Linked DNA regions of Homo sapiens: region 1 is linked to region 2. The links are chromatin contacts, found by Hi-C or POLR2A ChIA-PET in ENCODE. All regions are on one chromosome and are shown on one strand. The core of a region is the stretch at or near the end of the contact, and the rest is flanking DNA. Distances in the headings are between cores, read along the strand shown.

The links. A loop is a pair of places that touch in the nucleus more often than their neighbours do. ChIA-PET counts read pairs that join two places held with the same protein, here RNA polymerase II (POLR2A). Pooled maps may share reads with other maps.
Region 1: a pooled map shows a loop between it and region 2 (9-fold over the local background). The contact joins the promoter of EDIL3-DT here to the promoter of MEF2C-AS2 in region 2. A Hi-C loop is called at or near these places in 1 of 37 single-sample maps with no recorded cell type and 5 of 50 pooled maps. POLR2A ChIA-PET finds 5 or more read pairs at or near these places in 1 of 52 experiments (activated T-cell).

Annotation. Positions count from the first base shown.
Region 1 is chr5:84,378,489-84,384,160 of GRCh38, reverse strand. EDIL3-DT (EDIL3 divergent transcript) reads right to left here and starts at 1,739. Exons shown (of 4, transcript NR_183295.1): 1 at 1,623-1,739. The region is part of intron 1 of EDIL3 (EGF like repeats and discoidin domains 3); the gene reads left to right.
Region 2 is chr5:88,674,956-88,680,842 of GRCh38, reverse strand. It overlaps MEF2C-AS2 (MEF2C antisense RNA 2), which reads right to left and starts at 4,625. Exons shown (of 4, transcript NR_146284.1): 1 at 4,580-4,625. The region is part of intron 1 of MIR9-2HG (MIR9-2 host gene); the gene reads left to right. RefSeq lists a silencer at 153-342 and enhancers at 368-868, 4,551-5,116, 5,554-5,653.

The sequences.
Region 1 (5,672 bases), core at 490-2,989, 4.3 Mb after region 2:
GCCCCGAGAAAGTGCTTGTAAAGTCTGAGCAGAGTGCGCGGGGCCGAGCGGGGAGAAGGGTGCGGGGTACCGGGGTGAGATACAGGAAAGAGGAGGACGGTGGGGAGCGGTAGAAGACAGCGTCCCCAGGACCAGCGACTCTGTGGCTCACTCGGCCACTGGGTCTCGGCGCAAACCCTCCCTAGGCAGTGCGGGCGATGCTGACTGCAGACGTCGGGCAGGGCTTTCGTGCGGGCGGGAGCGGGGGAAGCCAGTGCGCCCGGGCGTCAGCTAGTTGATGCGGGAAGAGGCTGGGGAGCTGCAGGGCCGTCCGCCCCCGGGTGCGGTGCTCTGGCGCAGGGCCTGGGCTGAGCCGTTCGCAAACCCAGACCCGGCGCTGGGCGTTTTGGCCGCGGGTGAGGTGGAGAGGAGTCTCACAGGTCACTTCAGCTTTCTCCTGCCTCCCCATCCCAGAGGAGCAGCATCGATTACAGCAAACCCCAGGAACCCGCCTCTCCTAGTCTGACCCCAGGGGCCTGGAGCTTAGCTGCGCACCCCCTCCGAGTACCAGTGTTAACTCTTGGTAATGGGGAATAGTGCGGGGCAAGCCACCCCTCGCGTCCCCGCACAGGAGCGGAAAAGTTGTGAGAGCTTGTAGGGTGATGCCTTCTGTGAATTGCACGAAAAAATAAAAACAGAAAAATAAAAATCAAATTAAATTAAAAAGAAAAAAGCATTTAAAAGAAAACGCAGGACTTCGACGAGTGTCCTGCTGGAGTAGTTTAGGCGACTTCCAGGTCCCCTGCGAGGTGCAGCTTGTCCATACAAACCCTTGTGCTGACCTGGGTCTCACCGCTGGCCGGGGCTGAAGTAGTCGCCGGAAAAGGGCAGCGGGGGCAGCAGGGTGTGTGGGGAGGCGAGTGGGAGCTGTGCCTGGGGGAGCTGTGCCACTCCTGCGCTCACAGATGCGGGCGGCCCCTTGTGAGGGATCCGCGGGTAATAGAATCCTCTGCAGGCAGCTTCAAGTGGAAAGCTGAGTGAACTACAGGGTTTTAAATGCTGTGCCTCTAAAAAAGGTAGATGGATTTAAAAATGCGTTGACTCCAGTCCACTTGAGATTAGACAGAGTATGAATATTCTGCACCATCCATCCATGCACCTATCCATCTATTTGAGTCACAAGAAAATTGTGGACTCTTGGGCGACTGTTCGCCCAAGAAGCCGGGTGTTGCTGGCCAGATGCCCTCGCAGCTCTGGCAGTAGAGATCCATGGCCGCGCCTTGCCTGGGCCTCCCTCCGTCCCCCAGAATGTGGTTATTTTCCCCCAGCGTGTAGGCGTGTGTGTAGGTGTGTGCCTCGCCTGCGTTTACAAAGTGCCCTTCCAGTTAATAGGCAAAGGCAGCCACTCCACTAAAGGTTAAGAAATGGTAATGGTTCCAGTAGTTGCTCGGCCGAGTCTCCAGCGATATAAAAAAGAGAGTGCTTCCACGGCTGCTGTTTTTCCTTTCTCTCATTTCCCGTCTGGATTTCCTCTGCACTTTGATCTCTTAGCAGGAAGGGAAGGGGGAAGGACTGCAGGCACTCCCCTCTCCTCCTTCTCTTCCCCGCCTACGTTTCCACCCCAAACACGAAAACACACTCACCCACTCACTCGCATTGTGTCACCGCCACCACCGTACGTCCCCGCTCCGAGGTGGAGGGCGGCGCGGGGTAGAGGAGAAGATAGTGCGTCTAGCCTATGTGGCCGCGCTTGCCTATGTGGCCGCGCTTGCCTGGCTGGGTCTGATTGAGGGAGCCCCGGGGCGCGGCAAGTCCCGGCTCGCTGCAGCCAGGAGCTCTGTCTCCTGAAGATACCCGCGCCGAGGGCACAGCTTACTCCGCCAGACAAGCCAACCATGGAGATGTTGCCTGGACTCTCCATCCTGGTTCTCTTAGACAATGCTCGGGAAGCTGGATGCTCCATATTCTTCAGGAGATTTCTCCCTTTTTCCCCCAGCTAGCTTGTGAGGACAGGGGAAAGGCTTGAGGAAAAATAAATAGACCATTTTGCATTAGCCCTTTCTGTTAAAACTTGCACCTCTCTAATTTTTTCTCCCTCACCTCTGCAGAAGGCAGAGTACAGCTTCCGTGACAGCTCCAAACAATTAAACTTCCGGCAAACTTATTGAAGCCAGTGCTAACACAGAATTTTCCTTGCACTCCTTCCCGCCCCCAATCATTAATCTCATGTCTCTTAGAAATTGGTGTTTTCCCTACGTATGGGTTGCAATTTACTTGCATTAATGCCTGGGATTTGATAAGGATATGTAACTCCTTTTATTAGTCGTCTTTATTTTAAAATTAAACCAATGGATCAGTCAGATTGAATATTTTATTAACTATTAAATTATTCACGGTATGGGTTGCTCTAAAAAATTCAATAACATGCATACAGTTGCAGCAAGCACGTGACATCTTATGCAATCTGTCCCTGTGCCTGCAGTTTGTGCCTGAAGTCTTTAAGCAAATGGCACTGTCTAAAAATGTCTAGACATGTCCTAAATACTATGAATCATTGGCATTTGCATTTTCTTTTTTTAATCAATGGCGATTTTTAGTTAATTTTACATGAGAATAAATTAATACCTGAACAGTCTCACTCCAGATAACAACACTAACCTTTTATGATTAGTATAGTTACATTTATACAGAAATAAGGAGTTTCTTTTATCTTATTATATTATTATTACACATTGATGTCTTCGTTGCCTAATTTACCTGACCATTAAATTTTATACCTTAAAAATAAATGCTAACTTCAGAGTCAAGGTAAAACATACAAAAATAATTCTGAAATATCAAATTAAAATAAGAATTAAGTGAAAATGAAGTATTCTCATGTGAAAGTTTGACAGTATTGCAATATTTTGGCCACTGTGGTGATACAACACACAATTTTTTCCTCTGGTTCTGAAAATGTTTTTCTGATTTTTCCTGAAATGTTTCCTTAGAATTAAAATGTATTTGTTTTAAATGTATATGGTTTTGGGAAAAGACTTAAAATAATTTTTAAAAATCAGGAAAAAATTGAGATGGTCTATTTTTCCTTCTTTGATCTTGAAGTTGCAAAAATCTTCAAAAGTAGGCAAATGTATTTCTGAATACTTTTCTAAATTAAAACTATGTCATAATTTTCTCAAATATATTGACATCAATGTTCATATAAATCATGTATTCAAAATCTAGGGTATTTTAAATAAATATTTAATAAAGTTTGCTTTTCTCTCTAGATACATGTGATTTTTTTCTTCTAATAAAATTATAGCAATGTAAAGGGAAGGAATAAGATATACATGACTAAAATAAAGTAGCATGGTCACTCGATACCATTAAAAGTAAAAGCTTGACAGTTTTTAGAGTTAAATTAGTAGTACCAGCTGTTAATTTTATTAATTTCAAGATAAAGTTTTAATTAGCTAAAACTTTTCATTTTTGAAGGATTTTGCATAATGGGATGAACTGTATATATTATCATTTAGTGTATAATTTTTTAAAAGTTGCCTCCTTTGAGAGTTTCTTGAAGCCTAAAAAAGTAATTCTGATATTTGTTGTTTACTGCACACACTTGCAGGTGCAATAGCTTTGAGTAAGATTAGGATGTAATAGGTTCATTGTATCTCTTCCAAAGAAACAGTGCAGGCTTCAGAACTCAGTTCAAGTCAGAAGTAAATCATAACATTTGGATACTGAGTAAAAAATAGCAAATTTTGCAAATATGTGTTGAGTGTTAATGGCTTCTGTCATAGTTAATCATTTACTTTTTATTTGCTAAGTAGGTTGAAAATTAACATTATTATTTTAAAAAGCAGAAAACCAAAGCTAAGCCATTCCTATTATTCAGTTCTTCTCTGTGTTTTAAGGAAGACGCTTAGCATCTTCCTTAGATGTTCTATAGTTATAGACTATATAAATATTCTTCTAAAATGATTTTTTTATTTTTATCATAGTCCATGTAATGATTATAATGTTGTTTGCTTAATCAAAGCAAACATGTATTTATAGACAGAGTCAAATGACTGCCAATGTGAAGTAATTATTAAAATATTTCTCATGGTTTCCTATGTGATACAGCAAGAATTTAAGTACTATAAATACTTAAACTGAATGTATTACCACTTGTCACTGAAAATACCCCTAAAAATCTTTGATTTGAGCAAGTTGTTGAAGGGAAAAGTAGACTAGAATCAACTGTGCCCTCACCAGCAGATGTCAGGATAATCAACGAAGATCTTTTAAAGGAAAAAATAAAATAAAAGGAAAAATAAAAGAAGTCAAGTCATAAATGTGAATCTGCAGATCCACATAAAGTAACTTTCTACTCTTTACGAAACTAATGTTATTAGTTAGTTTTCATTGCTTCCCTGAGGAAGAAAAAAAGAGGGCATTGTAAGGTAGAATCCTTCTACCATAGGATTTTAACTTGGAAACACAGACATTCAAGTGCACACTTAGGTTGAACTATTACTTTAGAGGGAGTCTTCTAAGTACCTTCCAAGGAAAAACACAGAGAGCTATGAGGTGTTTGTAGTAAAACAATTATTAATGAAATTTATACCACGATTTCTAAGCTTATTCTTCATATGAACTATAAGTTTCATAAATAGCAGTTCTGTTATATTGATTTACACAGACATACACACTCAACTATTCCTATGCATCTACTGCACTGGAAAGAGATGAATGCTTTTATTTACTCTTTTTGTCATTATGGTAAAGTGTATGTTTTTTAGATCTTGCAAGATTCTACATAAAACAAGTCATGTGGCCAAAAGAGACAAATGTCATGATAAATAAAGCTTTGTTATATCCCATTTAAGCCAGTTATTAATTTCTATATATGTGACTCCTCTGCATCAATTGATGTCAGGGACTTGAACTAATTTATTTTGATTGCAATTGACCTTTAACTGATAACTTGTAGTTCCAGCATCTGCTGATGTAGCCCTCAAAACTATGTTACAGATTCACCATTATACCCTTTTAAGGAGCTTTTTTATACAGTCACTGACATTGTGCCAAATAGTCGGTTTCCAGTGGCATTCTTTCTGTGTCAGAGTTCTCCTAGGATAAAAATTTCTCTCTCCTTCATTCCGTCTCTTTCTCCTCCTCTCCCCTCCTCCCTCATTTCCTTGTTATATGGCAAATAGGACACAACATCTACTGTAAAATTGATAGTGATATTTTGTCATCATTATTAAAAGATTGCAAACCTTTGAAACGTTGTGAAACTTGTAACTTATCTTTTTGTGAGGAAAGAAAAGGAAGATGATAATGTCAAACCTCTGCCTACCAAACCTGAAGTTTAAAACATAAGTGGAAATAAATTGGGATCTAAATCATGGAGCAACTCAGGATTTTACACCTTGATTTGATCACACTGTCCTGCCTAAAGCTATCAAGTATACAGTAATTTATATCCACTTCACTTGTGGAGAAGCCACTTGCCTTGAAGCTTCATCCACATACCACATAGCTGAGAACCTAGGATAAAGAATCAGAAACTTCTGACCACAAAAATAGATGTCATAGTTAGGTCTTAGATCATGTATCATAGAAAAGCTTATTTCTCTTGGCTTTCAAGTTTCTGGGTCCTCTATAAACTGAATCCAGAAAGTGAAAAGCATATGAAGTAATAGGTCAGGCTTAATCAGAGC
Region 2 (5,887 bases), core at 3,376-5,875:
GGGTTTATCCGGTTCCCCAGAAAAAATGGGCATGCGTGTGTGCCTGTGTGTTCAGTTCCATCCTACAGTCCTCCCAGGGGTCTCCAGAAAGCGTGGCTTTGTCTTCTCCAGGGCGGACGAGTCCTAGAGCAGTCCGCAGAGCCTTCGGTGAAGTTTCCCGCGGCCTCCCAAGTCCACGGAGCCCGGCACCCCGTCCCAGGGCAGCCCTGACGGCCCGGGCGCGGTACCCATGCGGCCAGTAGGTGTCGCTGTTCCCCTGCCGGCGGGAGCCAGGAGCCCCGCGCGGGCCCCCAGCGCCACTCAGCCTTCCGCTCCCGGCAGGTTCGCAGACCCACCGGAGCTCCCGAGAGAGGGCCGCTCTACCCGCCCCCGCCCCGGGACTGTGCCCGTGCTCACCTGGCTACCACCGTAGCGACACTGCCGGCCTAAGGAAGTACCTTCGGGGAGAGAAAGGAGAGACGGGTCTGTTGGGGCGAAACATGGGCCCCGACGGAAGCGGCTCCGAGCCGGCTTCTCTCGTGGCTCCCAACTCTCCCTCCTTTCTCTTCACGTGCCATGGGCGGCGGTGGGGCACTGAGGGCCTCCTGGTAAAATCCGAAGAGGGGAGATTCAACCGGGGTTCCATATGGGCTTTACGAATAAACAAGAGGTTGAAAATCCCAGCTTCGTGGGAGCTAGCTACAGAAAGAGTGGATTGGTTTCAATATTCTTGCCTCAAAAAAAAAAAAAAAAAAAAAAAAGAAAAAGAAAAAAGAAAAAGAAGAAGAAAAAGAAAAGAAAGAAACCTAGGCCTGGCTACATGCGTGGGCTACATACCACCTTGTACACACATGAACACAGAAGTGCCGGGTAACCGCGATCGCAGTCCCCTCCCCAGGCCCAGGAAGGAGCCAGTATTTGGAATGTGGTTGTCTTTCCCAAAAGCGTTGCTTGCCAAATATTATTTCCTCTTGGAAAACCTAGCAGTTAGCGAATCTTTGGAATCTGCATTGAAATGCTAGGTATTGAGAATTCTGCGCCCTTCTCTGGCGTCCTGCGGCTCCCTGCCTTCGGCCTCAGTGTGCCGCGAAAGAGATTATTAATCAGAGGCGTTCTTTTTGTATGTGTTTCAAAAGAAGGGCGTTTGGCTTATGAATACCTAAAGGGACATTTACAATGGGTACATCCTCTAGGTGACTGGAGATTTTAGTATGATTCTGATTGTTTTGTACAGGGAAATCACTGCTCTGATTTGAGGATAGGGAGAGGGAGAGTGAGTTGAATTGGCTAAATTCAGAATCAGGTGCTATTCAGAGTTAGTTTGCAAAATGGAACTGGCTATGTGTTTAAATTAACGTCTAAAATCATATCTTCAGTCAAAATGTGACATTTTGCAGTAAAATTTTTTAAAAGATTCACATATTATCTGTAAAATTTAGGTAAAAGGAATAAATTCGTGAAGAAGAAAAACGTAACAATAAAATTTGAGACAGGAAGAAAAAAAATTTTCACTTAAAGTCCAAAATATTTCGGAACACCTCTTGTTGCTGGCCCTGGGCCGCCATCTCACCATTTCAGAGGACATGGTTGGACAACTGCCGAGTCGTTAAGGCAAGCCTTAATTTTTACCGTGAGGTAGCCAACATCATCTTTAAATGTCATATATTTTTCGCTATGTTTCATAAAATGAGCTTCTTTCTGCTAAGTCCTATATCTGTTATACAATTCTAAATAATTATTTCTGATTGAGACGGCAAATTAATCATTCGGTGACGTGGTGGTGAGGGGAGAAACACGTGTCTCATTGGAGGTTGTGAAGTTCAGTGAGGTGGTATTTTTAGCTTGAGAAGTCCAAATTCAGATATTTGGGTATTTCTCCCCCTCCCACCGTTTCCCCACCCGGTCCCCATTTTACTCTCTCTTTAACTCAACCCTTTGGGTTCTCTTTCTCCTTTTTCTCTCCCATTCTCGCTTCTGTTTTCTCTCTCCCCTTTACAGCGCCTCTCCCTTTTTCTGTCTCTTCTTTCCTCTTCTCTTCTCTCTCCTCTCATTTATTGTCTGATTCTATGTCAAGTTAATATAAAAGTAGCAAGTGGGAGACCCAGTACCCTCAGCAGACCCTCTCTCCACCGCGCGCAGGGCACTTTGGGGAGTTGTCTGTCGCTGCCAGGTTACCGGCCAGAGTGGTGGCTCTTGGTGCAGGGCATGCTGCTCTCGGAGGAGTTGGGGTCTGCGCGGGGTTGCGGGGCTTATTCAAATACCTCCCGCTGCTGCTGTGATTCGCAGGGACTCGGCCTCCATATGGTAATGCGGGGCGGGGGGTTGGGGGAGGCGCAGAAGGGAGGGGAGGGGAGGATGGGGGTGAGGGCGGGGTGGGAGGGGGCTCCGACACTGCGCGCTCGGCTGCCGGGCTGGGACAGAGCACCCGGACCCGCGGCGGCAGCGGCAGCGACGCTACCCACCCTCTTCCCCAACACCCACCTAGCCAGCGAGTCACCGAGCCACCGGCCCTCGGGGTAAGCCACAGCGCGCACACGGCAGCGACGGTGACGGTTCACACGCTTTGGGTTACTACCATGCGCCAATAAGGGAGATTAGAAACAGAAAAGGAGATTACAGAGAGATCAGAGATAAGAGGTGTACCTCTCTGTGTTCCTTGTCACATAGCGCGCGCGCGCACATACACACGCATCTGTACACACATGCATGCTCAGCCGTACACGCACGCGTTCCTTGCTACTGCCATCTAAATATATGCACCGACACTCTATGCCCTGCAACGTGGCCGGTGTGTTTGTCCTGATCCTACATAAAGGTAGGCAGGTATGTGGGAGAGTCCAGGCAGGAACAAACAGCCACGCGCAATTTAACTGCAGCCAAACTCAAAGAGACCTTGAGCCTGCCGAATTGTTTCACTCAGCCAGGTGCCCCCCAGAAACCGGCTATTCTGCAATCAGTTGTGGAATCCTGCAATTATTCATAAAATGTGCTGAAAATGTATTTTAGGAAACGTAATCTTGCTATATATGGCAAGGTAAAGGCGAACCTGAAGGATGAATGTGTTTCTGCTTTTTAATGTCATACGTGTAGCCATCTGACCACTTTTTATTGGGTGACATATCATATGAGCACTTTGGTGTAGGCTTGGAAAAACTACAGCCAGAGGTAAGGCTGGAAATTCCATAAGAGTTAAGGGTGCTGAAAATGGATGCTGGATAGTCCAGCATGAAAGATGGCATACCGCTTTAGGTTTGAAATAGGGGGAAATACATGTGAATATTTATACATGAAGGCCATTGGGGAGGGCTGAGTCTTGGCCTGAGTATCTGTGCAGGTAAGTCATTCATAAGAAAACTAATTACCTGTGCATGTACTTGGACTTGTTTAATTGAATAAGCTGCATGTGTGCATACTTGCTGTTCTTTCAGGGTTTGCAATTATAGATTGAGTCTTTTTTAAATGATAGCTTGGGGGAATTAAAAGGTGGAAAAAAGCCATCGTGCTGCATAGCTATATTGCCAAGAAAGAGAATCCGATCCTATAAACAAGATTACCATTGCTTGAAATCTAACTCAAGGCCTGTATATTTTAAGCCACATCAACTGGTTTAATATAGCCAATTGTTTTATTTGTGTATTTGCTTTCATTTCAAAGTCAGGAATCAAGGATGCTTTTCAGTCAAGATAATGTGCCTTGTTTCCAGCCATATTAAGATAAAAATGAAACTCAGTAAATTTTGAATGCAGCCAATAAGGTACAACATACAACATGGTTGAAAATGTCTTCCTTGCAGAAGGCTGTCCATTGCTGTGTCTACCCATTTTAAAATATATATATTTTTTTCAATAAGAAATGCTAGAAAGCAATAGGGCGGGGAATGCCGCACCTCTCAGGCAATCAGCACAAAAATTATTTAGAAATCTTTGGAATCACTTCACTTATACATACATTATCTCGAAAGCACTGGCCCCGAACTGTGTTTCTGCTAATATGAAGTTAATTAGACAATCAAACTTTGAGCCTTGAGCGATGGGCACTACAGCCCATCAAGGTATGTCAAGAAAGAAAAAAAAATGTGTATTTTCCTTTATGACCAAACCAGGAGGTTATACAGCTGGCATTGCATACATGACAGATGTGCATATTTGTAACCTTAAATAAACAGAAGCAGGGAGGTAACTGTGTATATTATCTAGCAAGAGACAGCAGCAGACACTCGCCAAAAAAGACAGAAAGGGACAAGAGAGACACATAGACATAATAAAATAACAACAATAAAAATCCTCCAAAAAAAAAAAGAGGGAAAGGGAACCAATAAAATGACAAAATCTGAAATTCTCGCAAATTAAAAAATGCAAATATACCTTTACATATGCATCAGTATTAAAAATAATACACGCTGGAACCAACAGGAGCGAGAGCAAGAAGAGGAGGAGGAGGTGGAGGAGAAGGAGGAGGAGGAGGAGAGGTGGAAGAGGAGGAGGAGGAGGAGGAGGAGGAGGAGGAGGAGGAGGAGGAGGAGGAGGAGGAGGAGGAGGAGGAAAGAATGGAGGCGCCGCGGAGCCCTGATTATGCATGGGCTGGAGCTGCCTCCTCTAACCTGTTCTTCTCCGAGCCGGGCAGCCGGCGGTCCTCAGCCGCCCACAGAACAGGAGCCGAAACAACCGTTCTCGAAGGCTACAGCGTTTATTTTTCTCTTTTGGGGGGTTTTGGCGGTTGTTTCAGGGGCTCGCCAACTGGCCCCTTTAATTAAAAGCTTCAATAAAAGGCGATCGCGCCAGGAATGCACCCGCTCCTCTTCGCGCAGGATTTGCATATTTTTTTAATGCCCTAATTTCCTTGATGTATGTAAATGTAGCCGGACGTAGAGGGAGACAGGGAGCTGACGTCAATGGACGTGACCTCGCAGCTAAACCTTGAACGTGAAGCCGGGATGGGGGAAAACACGGAGCGGCAGCCGGCGGAGCCCGAGAGCGCGGGCGGCGGCGGCAGTAGCCGAGCCCAGGCCGGGGTGCCAAGGGACCAGTGCCGGCCCCGGGGGAGGACAAGCCGCCGCCTTCTTTCTGCACCGCGCGGCTCTCAGACTCGCCAGCCTTCCGGCCGCACACGCAGACTCTTGCCCTGAGCTTCCAGCCCCACCACACACACGTTCTTTTGCTTCCCTCAGAAAAGCAACACTCCCCAAAACAACAAACCAAAATCAACAGATAAAACAGATGTTTTAGACCAATGCTCGGGTAGCTTATCAGAAAGAAGACTCTGACCACGGAACATATATATTTTTTGGCTTCTCTCCACAAGAAGAGGAGCGAGAGACCACAGACAACAGCAAATCACTCCTAAAACACGATAACTACAAGTGCTCCCTGTAGGGAGAGGTAAATCGCCCAGCCGACTGGTGAAGTCTTCTGGTTTCGGTACCTATTTACCTGTGCACTCATTATGCGCCTCGGCTTCATTAACGGCAGGATCATGAGCGCGCGTTTTAATGTGATGGGAGTGCTGTGTTGTGTGTGTGTGTGTATGTATGTATGTGTGTTGGGAGGTGCTTGCGCTAGTGAGCACCGAGGCAGGCGCTCTGAGCAGAGAGAGATCAGTCTTTCCATGGCCACGTCTGGGACTCATCTGCGGAGCCATCTAGGCCAGGGCTCCTAGATTGGGGTTCGACTTCACCCCATGTAAAAAGAGAGGCCAGCAAAGGCTTCCCCTGAACAGCCAGGTCCTTCCCATCGGATTGTTTGAGGAAGGAGGCTTGAAGTGTGAGCCATTCTGTAGCCGCCGCCTTGCCGGATTTGGCCTGGTGTTTTGCACTTGAAACTCAGCGGCCTCAGCGCGGAGGTAGTGCCTCTCCGAGACGCGGCCGAGGCCTTGTCATTCCCCTCCTTCCGCCCGCGGCAGCCCTGCGCGC